2 separate regions of the Homo sapiens genome follow, and region 2 is linked to region 1. A link is a contact called in ENCODE Hi-C or POLR2A ChIA-PET data. All regions are on one chromosome and are shown on one strand. The core of a region is the stretch at or near the end of the contact, and the rest is flanking DNA. Distances in the headings are between cores, read along the strand shown.

Region 1 (6,230 bases), core at 3,466-5,965:
TGTAATCCCAGCTACTCAGGAGGCTGAGGCAGGAGAATCGCTTGAACTGGGGAGGCAGAGGTTGCAGTGAGCCGAGATTGCGCCACTGCACTCCAGCCTGGGTGACAGAGCAAGACTCTGTCTCAAAAAATAAAATAAAATAAAATAAGACTGATTCCAGAAGCCTACTCACTTCCGAGTAAGCAGACTATGGAATTTAAGAGGAACTACCACTTAACACTGAACAGAGGAGTGACCCTAAACAGAAAAACCACCTACCATCTCTGAACTAGGAATGACCCTTAAGAGAGGAACTACCTCCCACTTCTGAATTGGGAACTGCACCATTTTCACTGCACTTCTGCAGTTTCTTCAATGATTTAGTCCTGTTCTTTAAGGCCCACTTATGAGTCATGAAATATTTTGGCTCCAAAAACAACAGGAAGTACCTTAAATCTTGACTAAGGTTGTTAAGATCTGGATTTTTTCCAAGAATCAAGGGGATGAAGAGGAGTACAGAGGTTAAGGTCTTTATAGTTTCAGTACAAGCTTAGGGCACAAGTTAAGCTTAACTCCAAATAGCACTGACTCACACAGCCAAGATGGCAGAAGTGCCAGCTGCATTAAAGAAGAATACTGCTACCTGAGTCTGGGTTTCATTTCCTCTGAAATATTAACTTGGCCTAGGTCTATATAGCTGCTGGGAATGATACACTTGCAAATACTGCATATGTTAAAAACATAAGGATGAGACCTAAGAAGGTACTAGAAAGAGTCAGAAATAGGATTTATCCCTGGGAATCCTCAAAACAAATACATATTTTTCAAAATTAAAAAATTTAAGAAAAGAAATTGGATTCATCTGACTTGTCCAGGTTGTTTCTAAGTAGTTTCAAAAACTGATTTTAAGCACACATCTGCAATCTACAGATGTATACTCGATTTTGGGAACCTGCGTTCTTAAAATAAGTGTGTGTGTGTGTGTCTGTGTGTGTATGTATGTATTTTAATCTCAGTCTAACCAAGGACAAAAGTACTTGTATACAATAAATGCTTGACCAAAAAAGGTTTAAATAAAGCCTTTAAAAATCCCATTTCCTCCTGCCCCAGAGACTGGGCAGTTGAATGGGAGAGAATGCAGGTGAACTGCCTGATAACAGTGCCTGTAACAGGGTAAGTTAAGTTCTGCCATTCAGCCATCATTGCTGAGAGGCAGACTCTGGTGCCGGATGCCTGGGTTTGAAATCTCACTATCTCTGCTACTTACTGTATAGCCTCAAGGCAAGATACTTTACCTCTCTGGAGATAATGGTGTAGCTGAGCTAACACAAATACAGATCTTAGGTAAGTGTTTGGAACATAGTGATACATATATTTACTATTATTATCATATCTGGATTTAGTCCATGAGTTTAATCTAGAATAGCTGCTCCTGGGTAGGTTAGCAAGTTCCCTTCTGACACAAAAACTGGACCTCTCACCTCAAATATACTTTGTGGATAGAAATTATGTTTCTAGCCAATAGGATGGACTCTTTCTGTCTCAAAAGTGGAATGCATGAAGACAGAGGCAAACTGCAGGTTGAGAGTACATTATCTGCTATGCAGTCAGTCACCAGATTAGCTCAGTACTATAAAAGTATGATATGAACTCAGAAATCTAAGTAGATGTTCTTTGCTGCCTGTACCTACCCTTGGGTGGAACAGTCTCTTTAACTATCATCACACTGACCAACACTGCTCCAGCTAGGTCAGTAAATAGTACCTTGCAGTCCTTTATCCCTCAGCTTGCTTCTCCATCATTGCAAAGTTCTTAAACTGCACACACTCTTAAGCATCCAAAACAGTTTGAGAAACACTCTCTTCCACTCCAACCCATTTTTGGTGAATAGGGAAAAAAGAAATCCCGAACTTCAATCAACAATCTATTGAAAATCAGTGCTAATGTTAAGGCTTTCAATGTCCAGCTTCCACCTGCTTCTTTCAAGGCTGAGTCACATAATCTAGTAGGAAGTAAGTAAAGGGTAGTACTTATAGCTCTTTCATCCAGTTTTCTGATGACAAGAGGTTCTTAGACTTCCAGTGTCAATAGAACAAACTCCTCTGTTCTAACCAGCAAACATTACAAAATTAGTTTGCTTGGTCCACTTTCTCACTTGAGGAAATCCCACGCCAGGGAAGGTGGGTGTAGAGTGGAACACAAAAATCTTTGATGTGGGCACTGAAGTCTTTATATCATATTTCCCAATTCAAAAGTAAATTATAAATCTGTAACTGAAACCCTTCTTCCCTTTAAAAGCTTCTTCCCATAGGTGTACTCCTGCTTTTTCAAATAAGTAGAATAATTTCTGGATTTATTTCCCTTCTTTTTTTGGAAACCCAAAGTGGCTCACAAAGACCCACGGTTTCCTACCACTTACTGGGTGTGAGATCTTGGGCAAGTTACTCTATGTGCTTCGCTTTCCTCATCTGTAAGACAGCTTGTGAGGATGGAATGAGTTATTTTATTTTATTTTATTTTTTTGAGACGGAGTCTTGCTCTGTCGCCAGGCTGGAGTGCAGTGGCGTGATCTTGGCTCACTGTAACCTCCACCTCCCGGGTTCAAGCGATTCTCCTGCCTCAGCCTCCCGAGTAGCTGGGACTACAGGTGCACACTACCATGCCCAGCTAATTTTTGTATTTTTAGTAGAGATGGGGTTTCACCATGTTGGCCAGGATGGTCTCAATCTCTTGACCTCGTGATCTGCCCGTCTTGGCCTCCCAAAGTGCTGGGATTACAGGTGTGAGCCACTGTGCCTGGCCGGAATGAGTTATTAAAATTAATAGTGTCTTCATCCAAACGCTGGCTACTAAGTTTAATGGAGGGAAAGGCAGTAATTTGAAGCGATAATAGCTTTCAAGTGCCAGTCTCCTAAATCAATGGAATAGCATTTAAGTGTTAATCGGCCAGCACTCCATTCCTTAATCAATCCTGTCCCCTAATCCCCAACTTTGCTTTTGTCTCAACATGAATTTTTATGACATAGGGGAAAAAGATTTCCATCTATGTTTTCAACACATTTCATTGAGCAGTTACTATTACCTGGGCACTGGATATAAAGCAGCAAACTTATGAAACCGCCTTTGCAAAAATCCTGAGGAAATTAAGACAGTGAAAGAGATCAGGACTCACCTACCCATCTTCCTTCTAACCTCTAAACTGTCTTTGTTCATTCCTGGGTGTAGGCTGAACTAGTCTTGGAGAGGAATTTATAGTTTAAACTCTGAAACGAAATGGATAATAGCCCTTTCCTGAAAAACCCCTTCTTGCCTGGGGACCGGTCTGCCTTTGTAGGACTAACAAATTAGCTACGAGTTTAGGGGCCACGCCGCCTCTGGCTGTAAGAGTCTGAACCTCCCCAAATTGCTCCTGGTAATGATATCACTATTGTAAAACCTAAGGTCAGTGCTTGAGATATTTTGCAGATCCTGCATTCCGATGCAGCAAATGACACCACCCAGAGGTCAGCAAGAAGAACTCACTTCGACTCTCCTATGATTTTATCTTCAACCTGACCAATCAGCACTCCCCACTTTCCAAGCCCATACCCGCCAAATTATCCTTAAAAACTCTGATCCCCGAATGCTCGGGGAGACTGATCTGAGTAACAATAAAACTCCGGCCTCCCCCACAGCCGGCTCTGCGTGAATTACTCTTTTCGCCACTGCAAATCCCATCTTGATAAATCCGCTCTGTCTAGGCAATGCGCAAGGTGAACCCCTTGGGCGGTTACACTTACTCTGGCTCCCCATTCTGCTGCGTGACTTTAGGTAGGCTACCCAACATCCCTGGAATTCAATGATTGATTATACGATCTCCGTGCTTCCTTTCCACTCATAGATCTTACAAAGTCAGTTTCATGCCTCTTTCATTGACAGTTCTATCTCTCTATCTCCACCTCTGAACAACATTGCTCGAGTTTCTGTTCCGACAATTCTATAGACTCGACTCAATGAAGGCACTCAGAATTTCTACCACCTGTTGTATTTTCCAACAAAGATTCCAACCACAGCGGCGAGAGGGAGTTATGTATCACAAGCTGTGATTAGAGACACAATGAGATTTATACAAGGAAAAACTGATTAAGAATCACAAGATTCCAAAGCCCAAAGGAAGTCCTATTTGTAACAATAAATGATGAAAAAGGGGAATTGACTTTTGACTTGTCAGCAAAAACGAAATTAAAAGAAAAGCAAAAGGAGTTGGAAGGGGGAGGCGGGATTCCAAGATACAAAGCATAAATAAAAAGAAGTTCTGTGCTCCACCCCTCCACCAGAGCTGGATACAGCCCTTCTGTTGTCCGCCCTACAAACTTTAGGAAACTTCAGCAAAAGGCCCACCTCCTGGAGTTCCCAGGAACCCCAAAACACGCGTTCTAAGGAAAGAAACAAAGTTGTGCGCGGTCGGGTTTCATGGAGGCCGGCGCCTTCTCCCCCGACCCAGCCCATTCCAGTTAGGTAGGGTCCAAGGCTCAGCCTGGCCGCCCGAGGGATCCGCCCAGCCCAGCCCCAGGGGTCTCAGCGCGGGGGTCCGGCGGGGCCTTCCACAGAGGGCGCGGGAACCTTGGGCGGGCCTGGGGCTCACCGCAGTCCTTGAACTGCACCGGTTCGGCCTGGGCAGCGGTGCTGAGCGCCAGGAGCAGGAATGTAGCTGCCAGGAAACGCATCGCGGATAACGAAGTTCCAAGCTCGGGAAAGAAGCAGCGGCCGCCCGCGGTCACAAGACAAACCTGTCGGGGCGGGCCCGGGGAGGAGCCCAGTCAGGCGACCTGTCACCAGTAACCACAGCTGAGGCCCGCCCGCGCCCCGCCCCCGGCTCCGGAAAGCCAGCTCCAGCCCTCTCAGGCCCAGAAGCCTGCAGTCTCCGCCCATGCCATCCCCTCAGAGGCCTGACCCGCCCGGACCCACCTCCGCCCCGCCCCGCCTCACTCCTCCCCGCCCCGTTCCTTCCCTTTAGAGCACCTCTCCGGCTTCCTGGGTGCGTCCCCGCCGCTGCCGTCTGGAGCATTCCTAGCCAATCAGACACCTTCTCCTCCCGCACTACCCAATAGGCATGTTGGGGGGGCGGGGCCTCCGTGAAGTCCCGGCCTCCTGTTCGTTCTCTCCGCCTCCCGAGGCCCCGGGTGAGAAACGGGGGAGACGCGAGGGGCGGAGCTTGTGGAGGAAGATGGCTGCCGCCTGGGGGTCGTCCCTAACGGCCGCGACGCAGAGAGCGGTCACTCCCTGGCCGAGGGGCAGGTACCAAGACTAGAAAGGCACCTGGAAAGGGTGTTTGGTTCTGCGCCTCTAGGACAAATGGGAAACTAAGGCCTGTGGGGGATGCGAGGGTTTGGTGGGAGGCCGTCCAGGTGGGGGTCGCCAGGTTTAGCGTGAGGCGCTCCAGGTCGAGGGTTGCAAGGTGCCCCTTCTGCTCCCGGGCTCACCCTCCTCCCTTGCGCGCAGGCTCCTCACGGCCTCCCTGGGACCCCAGGCGCGTCGGGAGGCGTCGTCCTCCAGCCCCGAGGCCGGCGAAGGGCAGATCCGCCTCACAGACAGTTGCGTCCAGGTAGGAGGCCGGACGCGGAGCGGCGGTACCCAGGCGATTGGCGGGAGCAGCGGGAACTGCTCTTCACTCAGCCCTTTAACTCCCGTTTCCCGCTATTCTTGATCCCCCTTCCTGCATTTCAGAGGCTTTTGGAAATCACCGAAGGGTCAGAATTCCTCAGGCTGCAAGTGGAGGGAGGTGGATGCTCCGGATTCCAATACAAATTTTCACTGGATACAGTTATCAACCCCGACGACAGGCAAGGAGGAAGGGGTGGGCCCCCAAAGGAGGTACAGGAGGGACAAAAGTGTCTCCAGTTTAAGGTGCACTTTTATTCCAAATTTAAAGGGTTTACCTGGGATGGTTAACACCGCCCGTCTCACAGTGAGGATGCAGTAAAGGTTTGTTGTTCTGAATCAAAGTAACTAAGTTATAGGAGCAAAATTGATCTGCCCAGGTCCATTGGGTAGTCGGTAGAAAGTCAGGCCGGACTAGATTCCAGGCTTAAGTCCCTACACGTTTCCCAGTATTTATTCCATTGAATCATTTTGCCTCAAAGAAAATCAGCACCTGTTAAAGGTAATGGGGAAGCTCCCTCTGTACTTTAGAAAACAGAGGATGTGCACCTCTGGGCTCAGGGGGTGTCTTTTTTGTGTTTGCGATACTCCTTAATGCCTTCCTCCTGTCT
Region 2 (6,230 bases), core at 2,539-5,038, 2.3 Mb after region 1:
TGCCCCAGGCCCTCAAAGGGCCAGATGGAAGCCTCTTCCTGGGGCACAGGCTCAGGTGCTATGCTCCAGGCCAACACCGCTGGGTCCTCTTCCCACTGCTCTGTGGCCAGGGCACCCACTGGGAGGGCAGCACAGTCTGCATACTGGGGCTCCGACTGCATGGGGATAGCTGCCCACATGGAGCCCTCCACCCCCTCCACCTCCAGCAGTGGCTCCTCTCCTAGCATCTCAGGGAAAGGCTCATCCAGGTTCTCTGCAGCCCGAAGGTCACTCAGCTGCCTGCTGGACCACCTGTCCTCTGAAGCAGCATTCTCTTCTCCAGGATTATCCATCAGAAGTGCCAGGCTGCTCTGGGCTAGTCCTTTATCTATAAGGGGCCCCTCACTTGCAGTTGAGAGCACCTGGCTCAACCCTTCTTCTCGCCACTGCTGCAGCAGGCCCTCACATTCCTCCTGCTCAGGGCCCCGAGGGGCCATGGCAAAGTCGCCCTCTACCTGGGGGGATGAGCTGTTCGCCAGAAGGACATTTTTTCGACATGTGAAGAAAGCATCTAGGAGGAAAGCCAAAATACCAGGTTATAAGACTGTCATCCAACCCACACTATTCTCCCAGCTAAAACATAAGCCCAATAAAAGCAAGACCCATATCCACCTTGCTCATCATTGTACCATCACTGAGCCTGCCTACCTTAATGCCTGAACATCATCATCATCATCAGGGCAAAGTATTCACTATGTGCCAGGCACTGTTCTTTACAAGTGTTGACTAATTTATATGGCAGGGATCTGATAAATATTCAGTGCATGAAAGAACAGCTGTCTCACATAATCTAGAACACAGATGGGCACATATACCCACACTCCTTTTACATGACTTAGTTAAGACTACTATTAACAAACTCTTTGGTTCTAAGAATCACATTACATTGCAACCAGCAACTGACTGTTAATCAGAACTGTGGGTTATGATCTAGCACCAAAATTAATAAAACTGACCTTGAACAATGCCCCTAGTCAGATGAAGTTACTCTTGACTGTAAAATGGGGACAAGAGGCCAGGCGTGGTGGCTCCCAGCACTTTGGGAGGCAGAGACAGAGGCAGCAGGATCACTTGAGGCCAGGAGTTAGAGACCAGCCTGGGCAACATAACGAAACTTCATCTCTACAAAAAATTAAAAATTAGCCAAGTACGGTGGCACATGCCCATGGTCCTAGCTACTTGGGAGGCTGAAATGAGAGGATTGCTTGAGCCCAGGTTGACGCTGCAGTGAGCTATGACTGCCCTTCTGCACTCCCGCCTGGGAGACAAAGTGAGACCTCATCTCAAAAAAAAAAAGAAAAGAAAAGAAAAAAATAAATTTTAAATTTAAAAAAATAGAGACAAGTTTGAACTAGATAATCTCTGAGCTTTTCTAGCTGTATAAATTCCCTAATCTATTAATGTATTCCAAAAGAAAAAGTCCTAAAGTAGACAGTCTCAAAAATCTATACAATTTACATCTTAGCAAGGGCCCTTAAGCCTTTTCTCAAAGCTACTTATTGTAATAAAATCTTCACAAACTTCATTATCTGCTTTCCCATTCCACAACACATCAGAGGCTATAAATTACAAGGTGCCAACAATCGACAGTAAGAGACAGCTGACATCTCTCTGATACTGCAGCCACCAATGACAGCCAACAGGCAAGAAAGAAAGTGGGAAAAACTCTAAAATTAGAGCCCCCAAACTCTGAGCACAGTATTTTGGTGAGAGCAAACAACTCCTACACTCACACACTCAACCATTTATTTACAGCACAGGACGAGTAACATGCACGATGCTGGCCCTCAATCACTAGACTCATTTTATTGGCAATTTTTTTTTAAAGGGAAGAAACCTTAAAAGTGGCTCAAATATTGAAAGACGGTTCAAATATCTTGTTTGGGGTCTATGTATATTTATGTCCTTCTAAACAATGGTTTTAACCACGGTGATTTTGCCCTCGGAAGACATTTAGCAACGTTCAGAGACACTGTTGTTGTCACAACTGCAGCATTGCTACTGGCATCTAGTGGTTAGAGGACAGAGACGCTGCTGAACTTCCAACAATTCACAGGACAGACCCACACCAAATGATCCGGTCCAAAACGTCAACAGTGCTGAGATTGAGAAACCCTGCTCTAAACCTATGTATGGGCTGGGTCGTTGAGCTTTAGCCTCAAGGACTTCCTGATTATCTGCCCCTTGAAATATCCTCTGTGTATACCAGATGGCAGAGGTTCTTTGGTTCATATGCACGAAGTTACTAGCTTTCAATTTTGGTAGATGTCTTTTGGTGGTGGTGGTGGTGGATTTTCAGCAGCAGAATGCTTTTGTTTTTTAAAAATCTTATCTGGAAACCAAATATGCCAAGTAAATATAAGTGGGACTACTGTAATGTGTAGGTGGGGGGGCGGGGGGGGCCCTCCTCTGAGATCCCTAGAACTCTACTGGTCTGGAAACCTCTGGACTAGTATACTGTATCACTAAGGCATTAGAAGAGCTCCAGGAAAAACAGCAACATAGTTAAAAGAATATGTTTAGTTCTCTGGAAACAATTACTTCTGTGGAGTTTCCCACATTCCTCAGAAGTATGGACACACAAGACATTCCTGAATTCACTGAGTGCCTACTGTATACCAAGCAATGTGTTAACACCAGAGATACAGCGAACAAAATGGACGTGGCCCTGCGCTCCTGAAGTTTGCATTCTAATGGCAGATACACAGTAAAATTTAAAATATTTCTATATGAAATATATATTATCAATGACACACACATTGCGTACCAATTGTGTAAAGTTCCACAAAGGAAAACCACAGAATATACAATTGGAGCCCTCATTCCTAAGTACTTCTTGGTCCTGTCCCATAAATTAAAGGCAAAAAGTCTGCGAGTTCCATGGGATCTCAGAAACTGATGGTCGCATAAAACCCTCCGTAATTTCAAAGCCCAGAAATAGAGAATGCAGACAAATTATGAAACAATAACGAAATAAACACCCCCTCTTTGAGGTATCGACTGGGCATTGCCCCCACCCCAGCACATCTCCCTCTAAACCGCCGGGAGTGGGGGCAGGAATGCTCCAAAGCTGAGATCTAAATGTGTCTCTGATTGAACGTCCGTTTTTCAACCAAAGACACCGGTGAGCGAGAGCTGCCAGGTGGCAGTGAAAGGCGAGTGTGAAGTTAACCTGGGGAAGATCGGTGCGTCCAGTACTTCGGCCATAAACCTCCCAGAGCCGACCCGCCTCGCCCGCTGAGAATTTGGGCACTCGCCTAGGTCCGAGCTACTACCCCTTCCCGACCCGCCGGGGTGCTGACTTGGCCGACCCCACAATTTCTCTGCACCCCCAGGGCCAGGAAAGGGCCCTGCCCGTCCACAGCTCCTCTCCACCTTAACCGCGGCCGGACGCCATCTGACAACAGGCGGGAGGAGGGGCCGCCCACGAGGGACGTCGGCCAGGTCCAGGCCTCGTGGGGTCAGGAGGGGCCCGCGGGGCAGGGGCTCAGGACCGCCTCCCTACACCTCGGCACTGCCCGGGGCACGGTAGTCGTGAGGCCCGGCCAACCGCACGCCGCCCCAGGCCCGCGGAGCCCCGCAGAGGCGAGCCCTGGCCGGGCTCCTGTCTGTCGGTACGCCTGGCCGGTACCTGAGAGGGCGCGGAAGAGGCGCGTGGCCGGCAGCAGCAGGTAACACAAGCACGACGCGATCATGGCCGGCCGCCCGCGCCCGCCTCCGCTCCTCACTGCAGCCAGCAGGTCCTCCCTCAGCTCGGCCCCGCCCCCGGCCCGGTCCGGCCCACGTGGTGCCGCCGCCGCGCTTCAACAACAACTTTATTGGGAGCGCAGGTCTACGGGTGCGCACGCAGGAAGTGGGAGGAGCCGGTTCCCATGGCAACTAGCCACCCCTAGCACCCGGCTGCCACCCAGGCGTCCCGAATTAAAATTGAGCGCCTCACTGGAGGCCCCATAGTGTTATTCAAAGGCCACAGTTTATTCCCACTTCTGCAGCTGACTAGGTGTCCACCTTGTTACCACACTATAGCCTCTCCGCCCCTCAGTTTCCTCACCTGTAAAATGAAGAGCTGGACTTTCTCTAAGGCTCCACTGAACCTTGACTTCTAGCCCTTCTCGACCCAGAAAGGAAGCGAGTTATTCCCCCATTTCCCCCGTTTTCCTGCCTCTACTTCCCTGTCTCAGATTCTAGGTCACAAATTGAGTCCTACCTTGCTTCAGGAAGTAAGACTTTGTCTCCTTCCCTACTTTCTAAACGGGCCTTCTTTTCCCTAATCTAGAAAAACAGGGTTTCCCATTGGTAAGGAAGTCAAGAAAGAAAGGAGAGAGGACAAAGAGAGGAGAGAGAGAAGGGAGAGAGGAGAGAGACAGAAGAGAGAAACTTCCACAAGGCCAGGGACCAGTTCTGGCTGGTTGTTTGCTCACTTTGAGGTATCTCTAATACAATCCAAGCACCTATTGTAACCAAGTACCCAGCTTGGAAGTTATATTCTTGTTATATACTTCTATTTCTTTATTTTTGTTCAGTTAACCACTAGGCACCCCCCGACACCCCAGCACCCCCCATACACACTGTTAGCATATCTAATTGTATGTTCGCTTAAAAGTTCCAGAGACTAAATCTTGAAACAATATAGGCATCTGTGGAAATCTCCACCAGGAGATTGATTCAAGGCTACAGTTAATTTATAACTCAGCCCAGCCCGAGATGATGCCAGCCCATTCACCAGATGGGCAGTAACTCAAGACAAGTCATCAGAACTCGTCATGAAGACCTGCACTGCCTCACCCCTTGCATACCCTCCATGCCAAAACTTCTTAAAGCCTCGCATTTTGCTTGGAAATGTGAAGCAGCTCCATTAAAGCAAAAGCCTGGATCGTTTTTCCCCACTGCTAGCTTTGGTTTATAATAAAGTCAGTCTCCTTCTACCATACCACGACCTTGCTCGTTGGTTTTGCAAGCGGCCGAATCTGCATTCGCTAGCACTACTAGCCACCACATAAGCCTTTACTGACTGGTTGAACAAAGCATATGTCACTAAATGAAGGCCAGTTCTGCCATCACTTCTGTGCCACCTGCGACCTCTTTGAGTCTCTCTTCCCCAGTCCCCCTCCCCCAATCTTCTACCCCAAACAGGCTCTGAAGGAGGGACTGGACAATGCACCCAGTTTCAGTACCCAGTGTCTGAGTTGCACGATTTCCAGTTTGTGGCTGGAGCCTTGGTTGTTCAGGGAAGCCTTCTGGGGAGTCACCAGATCCTGGACCAGCTGGGTACATCATAACACTGAAAGGCTAATAGGAGGAAGAAGGAGAGAGTTAGTATTGTGGCCTTCCCACTACTTACCCTTAGTTCTAGAGGTGGCAATGTCTGCCTGCCTTCAGGCAACAGCACTTATCCCTTTGAGATGAAACAGAGGCCCAGCAATCTGAAGGTTGGGAAGCTGCTTAGAAATTAGTGCACAAATGGTGGATCTACCAAAGGCGCTCCCGAGGTCAGGCCCCCTCCTTTGATGTAGCTTAAGTAAAACCCTCCTTGTACCCTCCTTCCATTTTGTACCATGAGTTATCCAGAAGTCCAAGTTCCAAATCAGATCCTAATCAAGGGTAACGGTTCCCTTATCTCCACTGGGAAAATGCTTTCAAAATACAAATTTCTAGGCCCTACTCCCAGAGTTCTGATTTAGCAGCCCTGGAATGAGGCCCTTAAACACTTACTTATTCCAATGCACGGTTTGGGAACCTCTGCTAAAGGATCCAGTCTCAACTGGGCTGTTCAGTGCACAGTGTGGGCACAATGTGTCAGCCCAACTGATCTATGTTCTTTCAGAGGCTTTTTCTGCGGCCAGTTAAGTGAGGCTTCCCTCTTTTTGTTTCCTGGTCCATAATCAGCCGTGTTGGAAGGTGTAGGGTGATATAAGGATCACAAGCTTTGGAGTTAGACCAACTGAGTTGAAATCCTGGCTCTGCCACTTTTTACCTGTGGAATCTCTCAGGTTGCCTAAGCTCTTGGGGCCTCAGTTTCCTCATTGTGCCTGACCCAGTATAAACTCTCAATGTTTACTATTACATTTTTGGATTTGGGCAGAAAAGCAGCTCCAGACGTGGCTGATGTAGGATCTTCTTCCACAATTTCTGGCTAAAATAGAGCTCCTGCCCTCCAAATTGTAATGAGTATTACTAAGCAAGCCAATAAC

The links. A loop is a pair of places that touch in the nucleus more often than their neighbours do. ChIA-PET counts read pairs that join two places held with the same protein, here RNA polymerase II (POLR2A). Pooled maps may share reads with other maps.
Region 2: a loop to region 1 is called in a map of CD4-positive, alpha-beta memory T cell, with 13 times the contacts of the local background. The contact joins the promoter of ANGEL1 here to the promoter of NPC2 in region 1. A Hi-C loop is called at or near these places in 1 of 168 maps with a recorded cell type or tissue (CD4-positive, alpha-beta memory T cell) and 8 of 50 pooled maps. POLR2A ChIA-PET finds 5 or more read pairs at or near these places in 1 of 52 experiments (Caco-2).

What each region holds. Positions count from the first base shown.
Region 1 is chr14:74,488,590-74,494,819 of GRCh38, forward strand. NPC2 (NPC intracellular cholesterol transporter 2) reads right to left here and starts at 4,716. Exons shown (of 5, transcript NM_006432.5): 1 at 4,604-4,716. The coding sequence starts at 4,685. It overlaps ISCA2 (iron-sulfur cluster assembly 2), which reads left to right and starts at 5,176. Exons shown (of 4, transcript NM_194279.4): 1 at 5,176-5,256; 2 at 5,461-5,563; 3 at 5,686-5,801. The coding sequence starts at 5,186. RefSeq lists enhancers at 1-400, 5,179-5,258 and silencers at 4,469-4,528, 4,699-4,978.
Region 2 is chr14:76,809,094-76,815,323 of GRCh38, forward strand. It overlaps ANGEL1 (angel homolog 1), which reads right to left and starts at 3,789. Exons shown (of 10, transcript NM_015305.4): 1 at 3,671-3,789; 2 at 1-550. The coding sequence starts at 3,734. RefSeq lists enhancers at 2,830-3,404, 3,405-3,978 and a silencer at 3,427-3,856.